3 separate regions of the Mus musculus genome follow, and all the other regions are linked to region 2. The links are chromatin loops, found by intact Hi-C in ENCODE. Cell type or tissue: left cerebral cortex. All regions are shown on one strand.

The links. A loop is a pair of places that touch in the nucleus more often than their neighbours do. Peaks named below come from ENCODE experiments on the same cell type or tissue, not always from the same donor. Only the 100,000 strongest peaks of a DNase experiment are listed, where the experiment ranks them.
Region 1: a loop joins it to region 2, with 2.6 times the contacts of the local background. A loop is called at or near these places in 12 of 42 quality-filtered maps.
Region 3: a loop joins it to region 2, with 2.6 times the contacts of the local background. A loop is called at or near these places in 12 of 42 quality-filtered maps.

The regions. Positions count from the first base shown.
Region 1 is chr19:28,624,692-28,632,691 of GRCm38, reverse strand. The region is part of intron 2 of Glis3 (GLIS family zinc finger 3); the gene reads left to right. Among named protein-coding and RNA genes, the nearest start is that of D930032P07Rik, 50 kb to the left of the region's middle. In left cerebral cortex, a CTCF peak has its summit at 3,976 (motif pointing right); a DNase peak (open chromatin) is centred at 4,002; H3K4me3 peaks cover 213 bases.
Region 2 is chr19:28,161,291-28,169,290 of GRCm38, reverse strand. No RefSeq gene overlaps it. Among named protein-coding and RNA genes, the nearest start is that of Rfx3, 150 kb to the right of the region's middle. In left cerebral cortex, a CTCF peak has its summit at 3,078; a DNase peak (open chromatin) is centred at 3,171; H3K4me3 peaks cover 910 bases; H3K27ac peaks cover 546 bases.
Region 3 is chr19:28,542,908-28,550,907 of GRCm38, reverse strand. The region is part of intron 2 of Glis3 (GLIS family zinc finger 3); the gene reads left to right. Among named protein-coding and RNA genes, the nearest start is that of D930032P07Rik, 130 kb to the left of the region's middle. In left cerebral cortex, a CTCF peak has its summit at 3,774 (motif pointing left); no DNase peak of the experiment used is centred here.

The sequences.
Region 1 (8,000 bases), 460 kb before region 2:
TTGTCCCAGGATGTCAAACAATCCACGTGAAGTACACATTTTACTTGAATTTCTATGAAGGTTGGTGAGTTATAAAAATCTTGATATTTGGGTCTGGAGAGAGGGCTCAGTGGTTAAGAGCACTGACTGCTCTTCCACAGGTCCTGAGTTTAATTCCCAGCAACCACATGGTGACTTAAAACTATCTGTAATGGGATGATTCCCTCTTCTGGTGTGTCTGAAGAGAGTGACAGTATACTTATAAACTTAAAATAAATACATAATTCTTACAAGTATTTACTGTAAAAAATAAATCTTACTCTTTGGAGCATATGTGGTAGATTGCATCTGTAATCACAGCAGTCAGAAGGCTAAGGCTGAAGAATTACTGTAAGTTCCAGCTTATAACGAGCTACCTAATGAGTTCCACTTTAGCCTGGGATACAGTGTAAGGCCTTGTCTCAAACAAAACAGAACAAAACCAACCAAGAAATACCAACCAACTAAAAACAACAATAACAACACCAACCAAAATAAAAAAGCACTAGAGCAAAGCCAAGCAAGCAAGCAAGCAATCAAACAAATCCAGTTGAAAATTTTGATTTTGAAAGTCTGCAAACATATTTATTTTGCTTTAATGGTCCTGTGCTACTACAGTTGGGCATAAAACTATTGATTGACAGCTTCTTCCTTTAAAACTTAAAATACATTGAACGGTGCTGGCTTTGCTTCCTGCTTTTAAAAGAAAGTTATCCATCTAACTGCAGTTTTCCCTGAGCCTGGGGTTTGTCTGTCAAATCTCAGTGGACTAGATGTGAGCTTGGTTGTTTTTTTCCCCCCTTTCATCTTCAATCTAAGAACATGTTTCTCCAGTTCTAGACAATTTGGTCAAACACTTAATTTATGTAATTCACTGTACTCTTTAATAGAGTAATTTCATGTATATCAGAGTCTTTTAGCTCATTTTCATGCTTCTTACTTGAACTTTAATTTCAAAGACAACCGTACTTGCCTTTGCATTTTTCGGGATGAAGAGATAATAATGTCTCCGAAGCAATGCCTTTGAATTCACTATTCCTTTTGCATGTCTCAGGTTTGTTAAACTAAGCTTAACTTACTATGTCTGTACTGTACAACCTATGACATTTGTATGTCCTAAGAGTTTGCTACCTAGCAGTATTCTGCTTTTCTTGTTTTCATACGCCCATGCTTGAAATCGATGCTCCATTCAACTCATGGCTCATTGTAAGTGTACTTAGAGTCTTGTCTGATTATTCTAACACGTTAATTTCACTTGGTCTGAATTCACAACTTGACGGTTGGGTCGATTTGGTTCTCTTAGACGTAGATTCTTTTGTGTTTTGGAAGTCTAGTTTGTGGGCTCCTTTGGAATGTGAGGGGTTTTTACTTGTTTTGTTTTGTCCTTTTATTTTTCTTCACTGACTAATACTTTTCTGGTTTTACAGTTGCTTTCCCCTGCCTCCCTAGGCCCAGCAGATAATTAAGTATTGTAACAGAGTTTAACATTTATTTCTGTGCTCTGGGCTGCTGATTGGAGGACTATGGTGTATTCTCAGAGCAGGCCGGCAACATGGCTGAATTTTTAGGGTCAGAGCTACTGATTCCTGGAGCCCCCCAGCCTCCTTCATTTCCTACAACTTCTGCTGTCTGGTGGGAATTAGTCCTAGGCATTAAGTAGCAAGATAAACTGCTTATCATGATGCAGTTTGGATTTTTGTCTCTCTTAGAAGTCCCAGTATGTTTATTGCTTTTGTTTGCTTCTGTTGTGAGTTAGTCTCCTCAGCTCCATTTGTGTTCCCTCCCTTTCCCCCTCCCCTTTTGCACCTCCCCCTCCTCTTCTCCATTCCCACTCTTCCCCTCCCTCCTGCCCACACCCTTCTTACTTCCTCCTACTCCTTTCCTAATCATTAATCAGTTAGAGTTTGTCTCTTCTGGAGACTAACAAAACTTGATTGGTTTTGTTTGTAAAATTAAACATTTAGATGTAAACTACTGGGTCGGGCCTGAGCAGCTGTCCCTTGAGGTTGGCTTACTTGGCCTGCCCACCCCACTTGCTCCCTTCCTCAGGAACTCTGAGAGGCTGTGGTATGCCTGTCCTTTCTTCTTTCTCTTGCAGGACTGCTTCAGAAATTAAGGGATTTATTTTCTTCCTGCTGTTACCTTGATTGGGCAGTATTCAGAATAAATTTCAAAGCTCCACCTTCAGTGTAAATGTCAGTATTATCTTAAGTTAAGGAGAATGATATTAAGAAATAAGTAAGTTTACAGAAATTATTCTCATGAACCAATATTCAAGAGACGTGACATTTGATATGATGTGTACTCAAGTATAAACTCCTTCTCAGCTCTCATGTATGTTGTTATTGAAATAGCTGAAAAGCTTCATCAGTTGTTAGAGCCTTTCCTTCTTCCTTATTCTTTTAAAATCAGAAATAATATTGTAATAAAAACTTTCTATGAAAGCTTTTAGAAAAGCAAATGTTAATATGGAAATGTTTTTATCTTTTTTCATATCTTAATAAATCTGAAGAGAATATATATGCTTCAGGGCACTTCGAAATGTACCTTGAGTACACATTAGGCTAGGGGTAGCATGCGCTCTGGAAGCTTCCAGGCCTCCTTTCCAGTCAGGTGATGACCCACACCACCTTCCTGCCTGCCCTTCCAGACAAGCTGTGTTCCTTGCCCAACCCTTTGTCTTTTGGTCTTGATAATTAGGCAGCATTAGAGCTGTTGACTTACTTTCTTTTCTTTTTCCTTTCCTTTCCTTTCCTTTCCTTTCCTTTCCTTTCCTTTCCTTTCCTTTCCTTTCCTTTCCTTTCCTTTCCTTTCCTTTCTTTCAGATATAGTACCTTCAAATCAGCTGTTATAGTAAAGATAGTACTAATTTTAAATTAATTTTATTATTTATTTATTTATACTTTTATTAGGTATTTTCCTCATTTACATTTCCAATGCTATTCCAAAAGTCCCCCATACCCTCCCACCCACTCCCACTTTAGTCCAGAAATATGGATGTGTTGTAACATTTCTGTATGGAGAGAAAGGGAGTTGAGTGAATTGAGTCTTGTAGTTTTCTCCAATGGTTGAGCCTTTGTCACTGGTGATGACTATACTATAGTTGATGGGTTTTGTTTTTTGTTTTTTGTTTTTTTTTTTGAGTAATTTCTTGCGTGTGTGTTCGTTCACATGTATGCACTCAACCATGTGTGTTTAAGTAAGTTCGAACTGAGAGCAACCTCCAGTGACTACCTCCTTTGAAACAGAGTCCCTCATTGGTCTGTAGGTCACCAGCTGGCCAAATTGGTCCAGCATCAAGTCCCAGGGGGTCCTCCTGTCTCTGTCTCTCCAGCACTGGAACTACGAACATAGGTTACTCTCTGGGCATTTTTATCTGGGTTCTGTAGATAGAAGCCAGGCCCTCTGGTGTGTGTGCTTTACCATGGATCGAGCTCTCTCCCAAGCTTCGTCCTCCCTCCCTCCCTCCCTCCCTTCCTCCCTCTGCCTTTTGCTCTCTTTCTGAGGTTAGAATGCTTACCGAGTAGCCCAGGCTAGTCTTGAACCCATAATCCTCCTTTCTTGGCTTCTTGCATGCTTTCTCTGAGAACTTCTATAGAGACATGAGTATCTTCCCTTTGTTCATAGACAGCAGTGCATTAGCACACACCACCCACAACACCATTTTGCACCCAACAATTGATTTCATAACTCATTCGCCACCAGTCCATGCAAAGCTGCCTCGTGTTTTTTTTTTTTTTCCACTTCAGTAAAGAAGTTAATTATTGCTAGGTTATAGTTATGAACAAATCATTATGCAAAAGTGGACAGGCTTCGTGACATGCTATGCTTGTTTTCTATCTGAGCACAGTTGGCTGTTGGTTGGTTCTCCCAGCAGGCAGAGTTTGAGCCTTCCTGTTGAGGAAGGTAACTGCAGTTTCAGGATGGTAGTTAGCCCTTCAGTTCTGTGTTTTCAACAATAGGTGGCACCAGTAATTTCTGTATTGGGGCTGTGTCGAGATAGAAAGCACGATCATTTTTCATTTCCTATCTTTGTATTCACAGATTATTAAGAGCGAAGATGTGCTTAGCCGTAAGCCTGGGGGCTGGCACCTGTATGCATACATCCAGAGCAGATTAAGAAACGCTTTGTAGGAAGATACCTGTGGCTCGAAGCTGCTTCGCTCTTCTCACCCCAGCCTGTGTTTGTAGCAGTCACTTAGTGAGCTAAGACATTTAGTTAGCACACACATATTCAGTGACGGTCAGTACAGCTAGCATGTACATGAAGTGTATCTTTTCAGGCATATCTCTTAGAGATGATTTTGTGGGAAATTTCATCTTGTGACGCGTCCATGGATTGACCGTTGCATGGGGCGCTGTGTATTCTTAGGACTTAGCCTGTCTAACTGGCATTCACTGGTTTTCAACTTGGTCTCTGTGCTAACCCGTTCTCCCTTGTGCTCCCTGTTGCGTGGGCCTAGACCTCCATGAACATTTAAAACACAGCTCTTCAGATAGAATCATTAGCCGCAGAGAGCAATCCTTTCCCTTTCTTCTCGTTGCCACCTGGAAATTCCCTCCACCAATTTCTAATTTGCCTTTCAGAATTCGCCTTCATTTCTGTGCCTCGCAATACAAGGCTTTGATTACTGCATAAGTAGGCGATTGTCCTGGCTGTTCTCCGTTTTGTTCTTTATCAGTATGGGGAGAATAATTCTTCAGCTTCAGAATTAAGAAACAAAAAACAAAAACCAAAAAATCTATAACATGTTGTCAACAAGCTCTCCTGGGTCAAACACACACACACACACACACACACAGAGCCTTAGGGATGGTGAGGTGGCAGATAGATTCATGTGCAAACATCTGATGTGACGTGACTCTGTATCCATCCCCAGGATCATGCAGATGTTGGAAACAGTGAGCAGAGCTCTACTGCTTTTGATTTGAACTGGATCAGCACAGCTTCTCTTGCTTGTTCCCTCCCGAAGGCAATTCGTACACACCTCCTTGGCTTTCACCCGGTGTCACGCCTTGAGTTGGTCTTGTGATTTTTCCTGTGGATTTCTGTCTTCACGGGGCCTTTGATCCTACAAGAGTCCCAGGTATCTCTGCTGTGTAGCATTGTGCTAAAACCTCTGATTCTTTCTTTGTGTGCCAAGTACCTGGCTCTTAGATTTAGTGACTCCTTCAAGTATCAAGCTAATTATTTAGTCGGTGGTCAGAATCTCAGGAACAGAACCAAACACCACAGCTGTGTACTGAATTGTGAGCATCTGAGTGTGTATGCGTGCTCAAGGGCACGCCCGAGTAGTGATCAGAGGACAACCTTGAGTGTTGGTCCTCATCTTCGACTTTGTTTGAGAGAGTTTCTCTGGTGGTTACTGCTTCTTAGCCGAGCATAGATGGTCTGCAGACCTCCAGTGACATCTCTGTCATGACACCGAGATGTCATATATTCATACTACTGCAGCCAGCTTTCCCATGGGGTCTTTGGATCTGAACTCAGGTCATTGGGCTTATGCATCACTTTAGCTTTGAGCTCACTGTGTAGCCAAAGCCAGCCTTGCACTCATGAGACCTCTCCTGCTTTAGCATCCCAAGGTCGAGGCTTACCAGCATTGGGCAACACATCTGGCCTTGTCTCACATTATACATTGTGTTACGGTAGTGGTGCAGCGGCACTTATTACAGGCCATGGAATCCTGGAGTTGTGGCGCTTGCGGTGTGAATGAGAAATACCCCTCACAGGCTTAAGTTTTTCTGTGTGGAGAGGTTTGGGAGGTGTGACCTTGCTGAAGGAAGACCCTCTCTGTGGTCAGGCTTTAAGAGTTTTACGACCTCACTGTAGATCCAATTCCTTCTGCTTGTGATGGAGAATGAGATCATTTAGCTTACTGTTCTGTCTGTCATGCCTGCTTGCGTCTATGCTTCTCCCAGTGATGGGCTTATCTGGCACAAAGCCTGAATAAGCCTTTCCTCCTGTAAATGGTCTTGCGTTGGGTATTTTATCACAGCAACAGTCTTGATACCCTGAGTAGTTCTTCTAATTTTTCGTTCAAGGTTATCATTTTAGATTTAACTTTTCAAAACTTTTGTAGCATAACATGACCTGGTTGATTCAGCCGTGCATTTCTGGAACTGAGGAAGGAAACCCACCCTAGTAAGGATTACCTAATTACCTAATTAACTAATAGAAGGTGGAAGGGTAAAACAGGCATTAGGCTGCCAGCTGCTGGAGACAAGGAAGGGAGACTGCATACTCCAGTGCCACACCCTTTGAGCAAGCTGAGGGACCATCTGCAGTGACACCTGCTCCTGTCTAATTTGTCCACTTGAGACTGCATCTTGCACTTCCATTCCAAGGATCGGCCTCATTTCAACTTCTAGCGCTAGCTCATCCATACATGTGTCTGGGAAGGTGCACATCTTTCAAAGACGGATCATTCTGATACCCCGTAAAACCAGAGGGGTTAATTTTTCCAGGAATGGATTTCACACTAACCAACAGTAGTAGTTACCACTTAATGAGGGCGCTGCCTGAGCATGGTTCTTTACCCATTGGCCTTGTGGTCTTCAATAACTCAAGGTAAATCCTGTAACTCCTACCCCATATTACAGCAGAGGAAATCAAGACTTAGGGATGGTGAGTGGCTCGCACTGGTTGCACAGGTGAGACGTGGATAGATTAAGGAGAACGGGCTCTCCCCTCCATATTCTACTGCCTTCAAACTTTGAAATACTGCTCTACGTCAGAGGGGAGCATGCAAGCATACAGTTCCTTTATCTGGACTCCTGCTTAGCATTTTAGGAGAGGCCTCTCCCTGTCAGTGTAGACAGGTTGCTTCTGACCTCGATGGTCCAGCCTGGCAGTGTAGACGGGTTGTTTCTGACCTCGGTGGTCCAGCCTGGCAGAGCCCCCGTCAGTCTTCTCTGGGGAAGGTGCTGATGTTCCTCTGCCTGCACTTTGTTTGCTTTCTGGTTTTTGTTTCTGTTTAGTCAGCACGGTGGTTGTGATGATGAGATGCTGAGCACTGGGCGCGCAGTTGTTAAAAAGACACACGTGGACCTATCACCCTGGAATTTTATAGACTGCAAGCTTAATGTGAAAATGAAAAATATTAACTGAGCTAAAGTTTCATTTATTTCTGTCCATTATTGTCAAGATACTGGGAAACAGAAATTAACTTGAGTATTTATTGGCGAGCATGTTGAACAAAGACACTTACATGAATATATTGTTTCATGGGTAGGAATTACTAATTCAAACCAGTAAATGTTTGAAATTGATTAAAGGGAAATACTCAGATTCTTGAATAATGATTCAAATATGCTGAAACCTAATATCTACATAGTACATGTTTTGAGTTGCTAGACGACATTGAAAGGATGATCCAAGGTAGGTGACACTAGCAAAGACTCTTGCAGCCATAGGGTGTTGAGGTGGGGGATTTGTGGCTTTTCTCAGACCCTCTTCCTTGTTTTATCCCAAAGAAATTAAAACTCAAAGAAATGGCGCACGCAGCCTCTCACCCCCCCCCCCCCATTGCTGACTCGGAAAATGAATAGACCGGTTTACTCAAGGTCTCAAGGGTTCAAATTGTGAACATTTCTCCCTTTCATATATTAGCAATGTCAATGACTTGAAAATTAATGTGATTTGAGCTTCATATTTCTTTCCCTTAGATGTGGTTGAAGTGCTATGAGTTCATCACGAATGAGGAGTTAAGTCTTCTCTTGAGCCTGCCTTGTGAATTTCATTCTCTCCTACCAAATGACCTCACTAGAGCCAGTGACTCAAAAGGCAGGTTTGCTCTGGGTGACCACTCTAGAGGACCACATTAAAGTGCCCATGCTCTTTGTTTGTGCAGGAACGAGTTTTCTCAGCTCCATCACTGGATTCCAATGGGGGGAAATAAATTACTCATGCATGTTCTAATGACTAAAAAATTTTCCAGTGTCCTGGCTGTCTAGTTCTCATGGTGTAGAGGTTCCATGAC
Region 2 (8,000 bases):
CAGTAAACTTAGACAAAACAGGGTAGTAGTATGCAGTTGCTTCATAACCGATTTAGATCTGAATTTAATGTACGTTTATGAATGCTTCCCATCTACGTGTTATATTGATTCCATAGAATTTAGCTAAGAACTTCTTGGAGTTATCTAATACAACATCTGATCATTACGGGAATCCTGTATATGTCACAATCCATCACATGGTCATATGGCCTCTGTTCGAACTTCTGTGAGAGAGTACTAAGGAGAGGAATTCACGGGAGGTACTTTCCTGATTTTAATCTTCCTACTGAGAACTTCCAACAGAACCTTTCCAAGCTGAACTTGTTTCTTGCTGGTCCTTGTGGTTATTTAAGAGCGCTAACATGTTGCCTCCACGGTGCTTGGCTTTAGCCAAGCTCTTCTGGTAATCCCTCTTTCCATTTCTCTTCTTCTCATGTAAGCCCTAGACTACATGACTGCTCTTTGACATGTAATAATGGCTCCTTACCAACTTCTGCTAGAACTCGAAGCCAGATCCTTACTCATGTTGGGCAAGCAATCTAACCCTGAGCTGTGCTTCTAGTCCACTGATACAGTCAAGATTCTCAATCATCTTGGTTCATTGTTGTTGCATGTTAACAGAACACAGAGGGCGGGTCTACTATGCACTCTTAGCAGTTAGCAGCTGCAGTCTTTGCCTCCTGGGCTCTTTCTCTCCTCTCACAAGGCAGAAACTCACCCAGTTTCTACATCTTTGCTTTATAAGCCTCTTTAAAAACATCCAGTCACTCTCAAAATAACCTAAACTCCACTGTACTCCTGCTGGAAGGACTACATGAAACATACGATTCTATGAACAGGCCTGAATTTTGGCATATACTACTAAGTGCTTATTCCCTCAGCCCAAAACGAGATAAGACCTATGGATTTAAAAAATTTATCCCATTCTCCCAGGTGTCTGTCACCTGTTGGATGCAATACAATACTTATGATTGACTATTCTCTGTGTAGAACTGATGAATCTGGAAATGGCAAAATTGACCATCATCCAATGAATGGGCAACAAAGAAGCAACTAAATAATATTGGACTCAGTAGCTACTTGTCCCTCCAAAACACACACACACACACACACACACACACACACCAGCTGGTAAAGCCACCTGCAACTTGCACTGTCTCCAGCTGCTTATATAGAAAGAGCTCTGGACAGCTCCAGGCGTTCTTATCTCTTTTACAGATATCTGCCTCCTTTTGGTTCTGGGATTTAATCCTCTCTTGATCACTATCTTACCCTTCAGCCATTCTGATCCCCATTGACAGTGTAAATGTCACTTTGAAATAACTGTCCGTGCTATTTAGCTGGAGGAGGCTTACGCAGGAGGTGCTGTCACATGAGTTGGCGTTGGGCTATGTGATTTCCATTAAACAGAAGAAGGTCAGTGGGTAAGTCCTGCCTCGTTCATCTTTTGAGAAATCTTTCATACCAGGAGAAAATAAAAAGCAACCAATCTTGTCTTGCGTCTCCCCGCTCACTTTTTTCCAGGATTGTAAAATCCACATTACAGCCTGAGGTTAAGGGGCCAGGTAACAGCTTAAGAGTTAAGTGCTGTTGCCACTGTGGCCGTTGCTTCATTTGCTTGGATGTTTGTTCTGCCCTAGGGCTGAGTGGAGATTTCCAAAGCTTCTGGACCTCACTGCATCTAGCCACCCCCATCTTCTATTGGTTTCACAATCCTTCCCCAAATAACAAACTTGAGCAAACCTTCTCCTGTGGACACACCCACACACTCATGTGTTCTGTCGTTTTACAGCATCGATGACAAAACTGTCAAGCGGGAATGGGCATCTCGGTGCCTGGCTTTCTGCAGAGGACTGCAAGCTAAATGCATCAATTGCATGGTTAGTTCTACTCAACTTTCTTTCCATTCTGTGTCTCGCTTTAATACAACATAGCCTCAGATTGTAAGGTTTTTTTCCATCTCATTTGAGAAGAGGATTAAGTGTACAGGCCATTTTTGCCTGCAACCGACTTAAAGAACTTACCTTGTGTTCAGAAAGCATGGCATGAAGGGACTGAGTTATATTTTGGAAGTCACTGTCAACTGTTACATGCTAAAACCAGGTAATTTGAGTGTTCCAATATTGCATCTTAAGTGTAGTGTAAAGGAATACAGATAAACACCCCCATTTCCATACTGCGGTTGCCCTTCGTCCTTCAGGGAAGGAGGAGGGTCTGGGTCCTTAGGAGCTGTGCAGCCCTGGGAAGCATCTAGAAGAATCTCTTCCTCGTGGTTGAAGGACATTTCACCTTTGAGCTTTCCGGAGTTGTAATTTAGTCTGTTCAGAGGAGTGGATAAGAAAGAATCAAACTGCCCACAATAGGCCCATTCTCGACACATTCAGGAGGTACTTTAAGGAAAGCCGAGGTTAAGCACTTTATACTGCTCGAAGGGCAATGTTCCCTCCAGACACAACCGGCATCACCAAGACCTATGAGACCTTGCCCTTCAGGTCAGTTCCAAAGATCATCATTGAAAACATGTTCTCCATTCTTTACTATTTAATGGGGCCAACCTGGGCAAATAATGTTGGCCTGTTCTCCCATGGGCCTGCTCAGACCTCAGATCCCAGGCCCCGAGGGAGTGATTGAAATCTTAAGAGATGGAGTCACAACTCACTTGCAGTCTGGAAAACAATAGCGAAACCAGCCTTTTGCTTCCTAACTTTGAAACATGCTAACTGATTTTTTTAAATTAAAAATAAATAAATAATAAATAATTGAAAATCGAATTTGATGGCATGTTGTCTCTGTGACGAACAAGTTGGTTTAGTTATAAGAGGTATTTCCATTCATGTGTCTAGTGGATGTGCTACCTGTAATGTGTTGGTAAAGATCTAGAGAGAACAATAATTGAATGCTCTGTAATAGGGGTGAGGGGGGCTGGAGTGCTGGCAGGAGCGGGGGTGAGCAGTAATATGTATGTCCCTGTGAGCAATGCTGAGCCATTCCGGAGTTCTTAAGTACACAGTGTACATGTGTCAACAAGTAGACAAAGAAAAACCCAGACCTTTGATGACCCCTGGTGAATAAACTTAGCACTGCATTGCGGCGATGCAGCCGGAGCCACGGGTTTCAGCTCAGTAGCCCCTGCCTGCTTCTGCTCTCCAGAAACCAGAGGGTATTTTCCCTGAGTGCCTGCTTCATTTGTACTGCAGACTGCATTACTTACAGACTTCAGGCATCTGTATCCCTCTAAACAAACCTCACTTCGGTGCTCTCTGTCAGTGGAGATGAAACGTGTGTGTGTGCGCGCGCACTCTTTCCTATGTGCTCGGTAGTGACTTCTCAGCATGCGCGGTGTTATTTATAGGATGCGAGAGAACTCAGTGGCCTCCCTACAGCCAGATTTCTCAGTCGCTTTCACATTACATGTGTGTCTGTTGTTGTTCGGAGGGAGTCGTGAACAGTCAGTCATCCTTGTTCAGTAACCCAAATTAAAGTTAGGATTTGGATGTGGCCTCTTGTCTGTTCCTCCCAAGTGCCAGCTGAAAGAGCTCTTTCTTTTTTCTGCAGTTACGTCTTGTTTTTTTTTTTTTTCTAAACAGCTATATGTGACCAGCGTGGGGTTACTTGTGAGCCAAAAAACAGTCTGCATTTTGTCAGCTTGCAGGAGATGAAGTTTGTTACCCGAAGGAGGGTGGAAGGAGAATGCGTGCATTTTCACTGTATGCTCCAGGCATCCAATTAGACAAGGGATGACGCCCAAATGCTTATTTGTCACCCAGAATGACATTTACCTGGTGGCTTAAAATGGAGTGTAGAACTCCCCGTTTATACACTATCTTAGCTGTTGCTGTCCACCATAATTACCGGTGTTTATGGTTTTGAATCTAGGATTAGAATTTTTTTTTTTCGGGATAGCATTCTCGGTGTAGTGCCTCCACTTAGATGAATTTAGATGAGCTTTTAAAACTCTCTCTCTATTCTCATTGTTGCGCTGATGGACCTTTTTTGTTCTGTCTTTCTTTCCTCCATTTTAATTACCACAAACGAAAGAATGCTTTGCTCGCGAATAAAACTAGCTTAACTTTTAAAAATCAAAACAAACAAACAAACAAACAAAAACCCCACAACGCTCCCGAGACTAGAATAAGCACGGGCTGACACAGAAGGGGGCTCTCATTTTCTTGTCTGATTTTCAGCAGAGCTGGGAAAAGTTGCTTTCACCCAGGTGAGATCCAGGAAGCTGCAGCCTGAGATTTTAGCCAACCTGACAGGGGTTCATGAGTTCAAAGACTGAGTCGTTGAAGTTGCCTTCTTCAGTCCCCATAGCACCCAAAGCCTAGAACTAGGCGGGCAATGGTTCCAATACAGAATAGCCGAGCATGCACCTGTCGCGTTCTGGTCCAGACTGCGGTCATCCCTGTCTCTGCCTCCCTCAAGCATGTTGAACAGGTGCATCTTGGTTGAGGCCATTGTCCCTAGAGTAAATGGTTGGGGAGGCAGCAAGGAGATGAGGAAGGGAAATAATGAAACAGTGAGAAGAATTTGAGAAGTGACCCACTTTGAAACTAATCTGCGTGATCATTAACCTTTGTTTTTGCAATTAGCCAATCGGTTTTGATTTTAATTTATAGACTCTATCTGTGTTTACCACTTCATCGTGTTTTAGTGGCAAGTGTCTATATAGAGCACCGTCTTTCAAAAGCTTGTCATGATATTACTGTTGCCCAAACATTTCTATTGTTTTCTGTGTAGCTGAAGGACAAATTCCTAAGGCTCTCTGCCATACCATTTTCAAGTATTTCTAGAAGCGTTGCATTTTAAAACCTTTATGTCGTGCTTGAAGTCCTCTCATCTCTCACATGTATGTAAAGTATGTATCTCGACTGAGAAAATTTAACATTAAAACATCTCTCCCTTTATAATGCTAGCTGCTCACTGGGGCAGAAGAGTAGCTTTGCACAAAGGATTGGAAGTTGTCTCCAAATTGCTTTCAAACTCAAAGTCACAATGCTATGAAGCCACTAAGAGTTATAAGACACTCTCCACCATCTTAGACTCAAAGGATCTTCTTTCAAAGATGAGCTGGGCCTGCCTGCATCCTTATCATCAGATCAAGGGCTTCCTGCCAATGCTGAGCCCTTCAGCGTGATGGGAAGCAGTGGAGTTGAATGGGGGAAAGCTGTAGGAACCTGAAATGTTGACTTCCAGCAACTTCTCTCCCCTTCTAGCTATTTTGAGCAGATCCCAGGGAACCTAAGGACAACGGTGTCTTCAGTCATCTCCGAGTGTGACCTTAAGCTCCTCAGTCCTGTTGTATGGTAGCGATTAAGTTGGCCGTAGCTCAAGAGTGTGACCTAGAGCTAAGGGAAGAGCTCATGACAATGTCCAACCAGGAGCATCGTCATAGAGATAAACATCCAGCCTCAGGTACAAGCAGGATTCAGCAGCCATGCACACCCTAACCCTAACCCTTACTGGCTGAAGCCTAGAAACTATAGACACAGGATTCTCAGTCCTCTCCTTTGTCTAAACAAGTCTTTGAAGACCTTGGGCACTTGGTGACTGTGGGGGTGGGTGGGGTGAGGTGAGGTGGAAGAACAGTTATATAGCAAATGCCTGATCCTACATTTGCCCCTTAAAAGGCCAGGTTTCGGTTTAAATAATTATTTTTTTTTAAATTATTGCAAGTAGCAGCACGGCTTGGTGCATTCCTTCTTTATAACTGTGCTAAGGAAAATGAATAATTCACCTAATAGTTTAAACAAGAGGCACTGCCCAAGTTGAATAGGAGAAAACCAAAACGAAGCCCTTGGCCTTAAGAGTGTGATGCACACATGTGATTACGTCATTTCCGACAGTTCGCCCTTCCTCGGAGGATTGCATGAGAACCACAGGGTCTGGAAGGAGGCTGCCTGTTCTAATGACTCGCCTCTCACTGTCCCTTCCTCTCCAGGGACAGGTTGCTGCATGGCAGTGTTTGCTAATGATGGGAGTTGTTCTGTGAGTAGCCTGGAGCCTGGTTTGCAGAAGTTGGGTTTAACCATGGATACCATTGAGTAGAAGGAATTGATCTACACCAGGGCCTGAGACTCAAAAGTAATTTACAAATGTAAATGCTATTCAGCTGTCTAGAGAAACGAGTTATATAATTCAACAAGTAACTAGTGAATGTCACCTTACATTATTCCAGTGATGTCACTTGATGTGGCAACTAAGGTCTTTTAATCTGGCTGTGATCTGCTGTTTGCTTGATCTCCTTCCACTGAACATGTGAGTTCTGGTGGCTCAGAATGATTTATGCAAATAATTAATTGTTTTTTGTGTGGTGTAATGTGTGTGTGTATCTCTGTGTGTGTATCTGTGTGTGTAGTGTGTGTATGTGCAGTATGTGTAGTGTGTGTGTGTGTGCATGTGTTGTGGGGTATGGCCTTGTATGTGTGGACACTTGCCCATGTGTAGAGGTCAGAGGACAAGCTTGAGTGTTGGTGACCAAGCTGGCTAGGAAGGAGCAGATTCCTCCCCTGCCCCTCATTTCCCATATACACACCTATAGATATGCTGAGATCACAAATGAATCCCTGGGTGCCCTACCACTTTCAGCTTTTATGTGCTTCTTGGGATCCAAACTCGGATTCCCAGGCTTGTACAGGAAGAGCTTTACTCGCTAAGCCATTTCTCTCGCCCTCGTGACTCAGAATTACTGATCTTTTCCTAAACTCATCACACTGCCTCATTACCATGGTCCTTGCGATGCTCTTTCTGCTTTTTGGACTACCTTCCTCTGTCAATAAGCTCCTCCTTCCTCCTGAAGATCTGTTCCCGGGTTCCCCACCACCACCAGTGTTTCCCCACACATTTCATACTGAATGTCAATCATTTGTAAGCTGGCTTCTCCAATCATCTAGACTACAAATACCCAGTTGTGATGCCTGTGGTATTTGCCATTTCTCTCCAGTTCCTGGAACATGCAGGTCTTTGTCAACTCTTTTAAATGAAGGAACATTTCAAGCATTGTGTCAAAGAGGTGGTGCACTGAGCTACAAAAATGAAGACACAGCCCTTATCCTCAAGGAGATTGTAACAGTGAAGAAAATATGTTAAACCTACCCCGGCTCAAAGACAGCTTCTAGGCTGGTACTGGGGATGCACAATGCTCTGTTAGCATAGAAGGAAAATCCTTGTTGAGAATATATTTATTCACTCAGTATTTGCTTTTTTTAGTTAAACAATCAAAGTTTGGTGATGGAAAAGATAGCAATTAAATTGGGGTTTCAAGTTTCATGCAGTGGTAAAGTTTGGAAAGGCTGAGCAGAGCAGAGTTGTTGGCACAACCAGTAACCAAAAACAAAACAAAACAAAACAAAACAAAACACAAAAACAAAAACAAAAAACCCCAATGCATTAGGAAAATAACAATAGCGCTACGTTGTTGAACTTGGAGAAATCAGGAAGGGGTAGTTGGAGACCTGTTCTGAAGACCTGTGTTGAAGGAACTAAAATAGCTTTAGATTATATGAAGGAAGCAATGAAGATGCAGAAGGCTGTGGGGACAGAAAGTGACATGGTTGGTGTCTGTGTCTTGTGAAGATGTGAATATGGAAGCCGGTCGGGTGGCTGGGATGTAGGAAGTACTCTGAATTCTTGCTGGAGTAGTAGGATAGTTTCCAAAAGAAGACAGTTCTAAAAGGATAAGAATCAAGAGAAAAATTATGTTATATTGACAGGCGGCCCCCAAATCTGAATAGAGACCCTAAGAATAAGCAGAATGGATAGCTCGTTCAAGAGACCCATTAAAGGGAAGAGTCTCATCACCAACTGGTGACCCAAGAGAAACCAGACGCATTAGCTTTGTCATACCAAGGAAGGGTAACGCTACTCAAATAATAAAACCAGAAGAGTATAGGCTCCAAAAAGCACGTGATGGGCGTGTGCTGGGCTTGCCCTTTGCTGGAAATGCTCACTGGATATGTGGGACTGAGGCCTAAGAAAGATGTGACAGTGGAGGTAACTCT
Region 3 (8,000 bases), 380 kb before region 2:
TGCTTACATTTCCTCTTTGGTTTTCGAGGCTAATTGTGGGTGAACTTTATTTAACACTCTTGCTATACTGAGAGTCTCTGCGGAACAGGGAAGCTTTCAGTTAACTTGGCAAATCATTACAAGGGAGAACAGGAGGGTCAGCAGAAGCTTTTTGTACTAATTGGTTGATAATTGATGTATAATGGCTGAGAGATGGGACTTTAGAATATAAACCCCAGGAACGACGTCGAATCTATCATCCATCTTTATGAGGTGTCTGGGAGCTATGTGGTCTTTGTAGCATCTTGCCAGAAGTGCTCAGCAGTGTGGGAAGCAAGGTGAGAGCTGAGGCCCACAAAGTGAGGTTCTTAGGAGTCAGGACAAGCATAGGGCAGTTTACAGTCTATCAGGTATAAATGTAAGCCCATGTAATATAGACATGAAATGAGTAGGGCTGGCGATTCCATTCTTTGAGGTCAACATGCCTGCAATGTTAGGTAAAGTTGGAAGCATGTTGGTGTAAAAATTGTACACTTGGGAAATAAACACAGGCAAATGAAGCTGAGCCCGCGAGGGCAAGCTAGTGGGGGAATGTATGATTCCTGGGTCTCTTCTTGAGTTACGACTTGGCCTCTTTATTTGATCACTTTGGGAAGGAGTCACAGAAGAGACTTTATAGATGTACCCCACCTTCAACTCGGTTTTCTCAGTTGTTATACTTTAGTTATAAAACCCCCAAATTTACTCTAACTCGCTTCTATAACCATTGTGTGACTTTTCTTTGTCCACACTGGCCCTTCTTTGACTTCTACTTTCTCTTTCTCCCATTGCATTTAGTCTTCCTCAACTCTTGGGGAAAGAGTTTACTCTGGGGTGAACTTCCAGTGGCATGTACTGTAACTTACAGCATGGGCCCCCATGGCAGACAGCCAGTTGTGCCAGCATTATCAGGTTAGTGGGCTCAGAGCAAAGTTTAATTGAAGTGACCCCCTCATGATGCTAAACATTAGTCTAGAGTGGAATCAGCAATGATGTGAAATATCCAGCTTTTAACATCAGATACAAAGAGAGGAGGAGCCGGGTGTGGGGGCACACGCCTTTAATCCCAGCACACAGGAGGCAGAGGCAGGCAGATTTCTGAGTTTAAGGCCAGCCTGGTCTACAAAGTGAGTTCCAGGACAGCCAGGGCTATACAGAGAAACCCTGTCTCGAAAAACAAACAAACAAACAAACAAACAAACAAAACAAAACAAAACAAAAGAAAGAAAGGAGGATCTCTTGGCTTGTGGTTTGCAACCATTCATTACACAGTGGCTTCATTGCTCTTGAGCATGTGGTAAGGTACATATGAGGGTTCTAACACAGGAGCACACTCTCCATGCTATAGTCTGTTATCAATCCTATTTCTTAAGGTATCTCTCAGCTCCCAACAGTTTCAGGCTTTTGAACAGTCCAGGTCTCCACAGTGGCCCAGGTCTTCTGGACCAACTGAACAGATTGGCCCCTTGAGCACTGCTTCCTCCTCGGCTTTGTGCTGGAGAAACCTACTACAGGCACCTGCTCCCCTTTGTTGGTTTCCATGACTGTATCCCGCTACTTCTTCTTCATCATGTGTCTTTTCTTCCTTTATTGTTTTAGCTGATTAATTTCCATAGGATTAGTATGTTATTCTTGAGTGGCTCCCTATGGAGGAGGAGCCCCTAAAAATTCAGTCTCCTCCCCCCCCCCCCCGGCAACAAACGTACTTTATATGTCATTGCTTTCTCTGAGAGATTTATTAGGTACTTTGTAAGAGCTATAAGAAACCTTGTAATAAAAAAGATGTAACCTTTGTATTATTGAGGTGTTTTGAAGTCATTTGACCATGGGCATCTCTAGAAGCTTTCCCACTTAAGTGATGCACCTTTGGAGAGCCTGAAGAACTTTGAGAAATATCTCTAGGTTAATCTCCTTCAGGGAATTATCTATAACGTAGTAACTTCTGCTTTGAACTCCCGTCTATATAATTTAGCTTCATATTCAGTCCTGCACAGTGCATTAACCTTATCTGATGGCTCCTAGGTGAGTCTGTTTGATGTCTGCAGATTGTCAGCTCTGTGATGACAGGCTGCTGTGCCCAGTGTTTCTTATCTCCCATGGGTTGTGTGCAGTTCTGAGCACTTGCTAATGCCTCCATTCTGATTACTAGACTTTGGCATTTCTAGCCAACCTCTCCGTAACTCGTAGTGACGTACTGCGTACACTCGTATACAGTCACTTCATGGTCAGTGCTGTGGTTTCAGCAGGGAGGCATTGCAGATGTTCAAATACTCCACGGTAAGCCTAGGATGTCTGCTATGTAGGAGCTCATTGTTTTCAGTCCTTAGAAGGGCCGTGAGTGAACGCACAGTGGGGCTGGTGACCTGGTCCTGGAGCCACACTGGTTTTTCATGGGGCCCCTTGGAGAAAAAAGCCTGTTTATATCCATTTCAGGTAAAAGTCATGCACTTTCCTGACTTCTCTCAGATACCTCATGCTTAGCCCATTGGAGAGAAAAGAAAGGAGCCGCCAACATGATACAGCGCCTTGCCCCAAGCTATGTACTGCATTATGGATAGGCACCCATGTTTCATTGTATGACGGGAGTTTGTGGGATAAAGGTAGGTTTATTTCAGCATTTGCTTTGAGACTTTATTAAAATAGCTATAGTCTCATGGTTTCTCTTAAGAACAGATGGGGGCAATGTATGATAAATCATATTGCTTTTAGAATTAGAACATGCATATTCATGTTTGCAGAACTTAGACATGTGGAAGGATACACATTTGGCTGTTCAAGTTGCATGTCTTAAAAGAACACTGCTGCAACTGGGCAGACGTGAAAATACCATGGTTTTTATGTGCTTCTGCGTTATTTGACTTTAATGCTTATTATTTTAAACTTGAAATGTAAGTAAATGTGATGCCGACAAGATGTCCCTAACACAATGTAGGCAATGCTCTGATACATGCTAAGTTAATAAATCCAAGGCCTAAGAATACATGTGTTATAATCCTAAACATAGTTTGGAACCTGTGGGGGGGGGTTGTGGCACTGTATAGACCATTTCTTCCTTATCAGAATATTCTCTTGTATTGGTGGAGAATAGGTTGTAAGGGCAGAGTTTTGAGTAAGGCCCAGTGATCTTCATGTCTGGGCCCCAGAATCAGGCTGTCTTGCCCTCTCTGTCTGGGACCATCTTACGGCCACATACCTACCTGGTAAGGCTTGCCTTCTGTGGACACCTCTGTCTTTCTGGTTTTATCCCTAGAAAAACCAAGAAAAGCAAGAACAGTTTCTTGAGCCATTCTTTCCTACTTAGTCTTGGTCCTACCTTAGAGAAAGACTGGGCAGTTCCTTTCTTAGAAAATGAGGGGTTAGCAAGAGGTGCGGGTACCTTTTGGGGGCACATAAATAATCACTTCTGCCCTTGTGGTTCAATTTGTATTAGAGATTGTTCTGTAGCACAGGGAATATGGCCATAGCACAAACCCTTATCTGCAGTGCTTTCGAGCCACCTTGTAGAACTGTATCTGTTGCATCCCTAAGAGGGTAGGAGAGGATAGCCACCTCTTCCCAGGCAAACTCAAAACATTTCCCGTAGCAGCTGAGACTTGCTTGCTGTTGAAAGGGGTCTTTTATATTAGGGCCGAAAGAGATAGTTCAGTGGTTAAGGGCACTGGCTACTCTTCCAGAAGACCTGGGTTCTGATTCTAAGCACATGCATGCTGGCTAACAACCAACTGTGGTTCAGTTCCAGGGGATTGGAGCCCTCTTCTGGCATCTGTGGGCACTGCAAGCATGTGAGGGAAACTAACTTACATGCAGACGAAGCATCCATTATTTAAAAAACAAAACCCAGAAAGCTTTTAAAAGGAGTTCTTTTTTATATTTGGTTCCTTTCTGTATTGATTTAAGGAAGCCATGCCTGAGTTAGAGTCCCCAGAGGGAAGGAGAGCACTAACTCTCATAGGTTGTCTTCTGATTTCCACACGAGCACATGGCATGTACACCTACTCACATGCATATGGCTGCACACACGCATACAGCTGCACACACGCACACACAATGAATGAATGGATGAATACGTAAGTAAATAAATACATGCTGGAGATAACACTTCTGACTTTTTTCTTCCAGACTTTTGAAAAGATTTTGTTTTTAAAAAATCTGATCTGGGGGATTTTTAAACTTTGCTTTATTATTTCTATACTCTTGTTTTGTTGTAAAATGCACTTGAGGTAGTTCACTTGTGATTGGCCTCCTAGTCTGAGATAGTCAGATCCTTTCCTAAGCAGTGAGCTGAGAGGATGGATGGGAGAGATGTGTAAAGGCTGGCTATCCAGGGAGGGATTGGTACACTGTGCGGGTGAGTGTGTCTGTGTGTGTGTGTGTGTTGTCTGTGTGTGTGTATGAGTGTGTGTGTGTCTGTGTGTGTATGAGTGTGTGTGTGTGTCTGTGTGTGTGTATGAGTGTATGTGTGTGTGTGTTGTCTGTGTGTGTGTGTGTGAGTGTGTGTATGAGTGTGTGTGTGTCTGTGTGTGTATGCATGTGTGTGTTGTCTGTGTGTGTATGAGTGTGTGTGTGTCTGTGTGTGTATGAGTGTGTGTGTGTCTGTGTGAGTGTGTGTGTGTGTTTGCGTGTCTGTCTCCCATGCACTGTGGGCTGTGAGTACTCAAGGGAAAATTAAGTCTAGAAATAGTATAAAATGGTACTGGAGATATGTCTGTCTGTCTGTCCGTCATCCCTTCCTCTCTCCCTCCTTCCCTCCCTTCCTTTTTCTTTCTTATCGAAGAACATTTTTATTCAGCATCCTGGCCTTGCTTTTCATCTTCACCCTGTCACTCGCACAACTCCATGCCCCTTCTCTCTCTAAAACACAAAACAAACAAGAAGCACACACAAGTCCCCTCCCCAAAGAAAACCCCCACAAAGCCCGGAAACCAGAAAGCCTAAAAAAATCGTATAGAATCTGTTTTGGGTTGGCCAGCTATTCCTGGGCCTGGGGCCCGCCCTGAAGTGTGGTTATTTTGCCCAGTGAGATACCCACTGCAGGAAACTCAACTTTTCCTTTTCAGGTGGGCACTGACAACACATAGCTTCTGGCTAGGGGTGGGAGCCCAACAGGAAGGGGGCTTCTTTAATAACCCTTAGCTGATCTGTGGAGTGTGTGTTTATTTGTGTCTTATGGACAAGAGTGAATATAGAGATCAGAAGACAACTTGGGGTGTTGTTTGGTCACACTCCATCAATCATCATCATCATTATTTTGATAAAGGGCAGCTGGCTGGTCTGGACATTTCTAATACGTTACAGTGGCTGCCCAGACAGCCCTGGGGATCTGCTTGCCTTTTACATGCTCAGTTCTGGAAGCACAGTGGGGTGTGGCAGTTTCCACCTGGGGTCTAGAGACTGAACTTGGGGCCTTGTGTTTGCAAGGCAGGCAACTCACCACTGAGCTATCTTTCAGCTCCTAATTCAGTTAACTTTCTCAAAGCATTTAGTCAGTGCCACACACTAAATATATCACACGTATTAGCTCTTTCAGCCCTCTTAACAGCTGTACAGTTCTGCTGGCATTAAACTCCTTTTAGAATCGGGAAGCCGAGACAGACAGAGACACGGAATTCTTAAGTAATGTGGGGAGATTATAAAGCTAGTGGGTGGTGGGGCGGGATGTAAATGTGTGCTCTTGACTCTGCTGACTTTAGCCTCTCCCTTCTTCCTTTTGTCTTTCAACTTTTCCATCACCCTTCAGTGCTCAGGTATCCAATGATTTACTAAACGATTCTTGAGAACCCCCCCCCATGGCTCAGAATCTTTCTTTATATGACATGATCCTGGATTAGAAAGCTCTACATGTATTATTGGTAATGTAATGAGTAATTGGTAATGAGCATCGTATTTTCTTCACTAGTATTGCACCCTTGCTGAATGCCTTGAAAATTTAAGATCATACATTTAGGAATTAAAAATATCAAATCTACGACTTATTCTGAATGCCCTAAAATTGATAAGAACAAACTCTTCAGTTCGTATGTTAGGTGAAGAAATGAGAAAATCTGGATTATTTTCATCTATCTCTAGCCTTTTCTTTAGGTCTTCAATGTTACAGAGTAAGATGCTGCACAGAGAACCCAGATGCTTAAATGTGCTGTGTATTATTTGTATGTTGTTATAAACGTGGTGGTTGTCATTAGAACAATCCCATGCTTTAGGTAACACAACTGTTTATATCTTTGAAGAAGTTACTAGGGCAGAGACTATTGGCTATTGTCCCCATAGCCAATTAGGACAGGGGGCAGGATGTGAATTTATGTTACTAATATTTTTGCCTTCAAATACCCTGTGTGTGTGTGTGTGTGTGTGTGTGTGTGTGTGTGTGTGTGTGTGTGTGTGTAAGAACCAGGCAGTGGCCTCGGTGATGCCCATCTTTTCACCACCATCTGCATCCATGCCTGGCTCATGGTTAGCGTTCTGTAAGTGCCAGTTGATTATCGATTAAGAACAGCAAAGCTTTGATCATGGTAGAGCAGCCCTCTCATGTGTAGTACATTTTTTGTTATCCTCTGTTTCTGCGTGAGTTTTGGGAGAACAAGCGTACAGACCTAAGCAGTTAGGAAAGATGGAACCTATTAGTGGTCTATAAGTACAGCCTCATCAACCTTGACTTCCAGAGAAGAAGACGCTCCACTAAGGAAGACACCATGAAAACCAGGCTTATTCTCAAATGGCCACTTAGTTCAGAAACTCAAGGATGCAGAACGTTTTGGGCTTTCCACTAGCACACAGTGATCTTGGCTGGAACCTATGTGGTACTCAGAGTGCCATCCTCTCAGATCTTTATTTGAGCAGTAAACACATTTTTAAACACACACCATGTTGTCTCTAAAAATAAGCGATATTTCAAAAAGAATACCAGTGCCCAAGTAGTTGGCACATCTGGTAGTCAGAAAAGCTGTATGGTTTGTTTCTACTGAACAACAAGCCAGAGAACATTCAAACTTGGCCAGTTGCAAACTTCTATCTGTGATGACACCTGGTTTAAAAAAAAATTGGCTCTAGGCTCAAAACAGAAAGAACATTGGAAACAGGCAGAGAATTAAACATCATTTACTATCTTTTTTTATTTTATGTTTTATTTTTCATCATTTACTATCTTGTTTGGTGCAAGGAACTATGAAGAAGTGGGACAGAAAAGCAAGGACAGACATGAAACACTGCCCTCCGTGACAGTGTCTGCTGGCATCCACAGTGCTTGCTGCATTACGAGTCCTTTGTATGTACAGTTTAGATGCAAAGCCATAATGAGGCAGCATTGATGTTTTCCTGTTTTCTAAATGGTCAGATAGGAATACTGACTACAAATATTCAGAAATTTGCCTGGGTCACACAGAGAGCCTTGATCCCAGGCAGGCTTCCCGCAGAGTTCACACTCCTGCTCTGTAGTAGCTCACGGCTGATTATTATGTTTGGTATTCTGAAAAAGATTTAGACTGCAATGGTTTGTTAATAGTGACTCTTGGTATATTACTGTTTACTTCCATTTGTGAGCTAGTTGGCATCATTTTCTAGAACATTCTCATAGCTGCATACACATATTGCACGTTTCTGAGAAAGTCACCCTTTCAGCACCACAAGCTGTCACTTTTCTGTGGTTAGAGGATGTGACATTGGTCCATGTGTTTGGAGTAGGGGAGTGGAATGGTGCACCCTGATGAGGAAACTGGGCAGAGAAAGATTGGTGTGTCTATTACAGAACTACAAAACAGTGTGGATGTAAGAGTCTGGGCTGGGGGCTTCCAGGGGAAGACGTGATCAGCACAACGTTCTGGACCAGAAGAATGGATGTAGTCTTGTTCTTTTCACCAGCTTCATCATCCATTCAGCTTGGTCAGCTACACTGTGAAGAAGTATCGGAAGATTGACTCGGTTTGGATTAAAAAAAAAGGCCCCATGTTTCATAAAAGACAGTTTAGAAAGGCGTCTATGAAAATAATTGG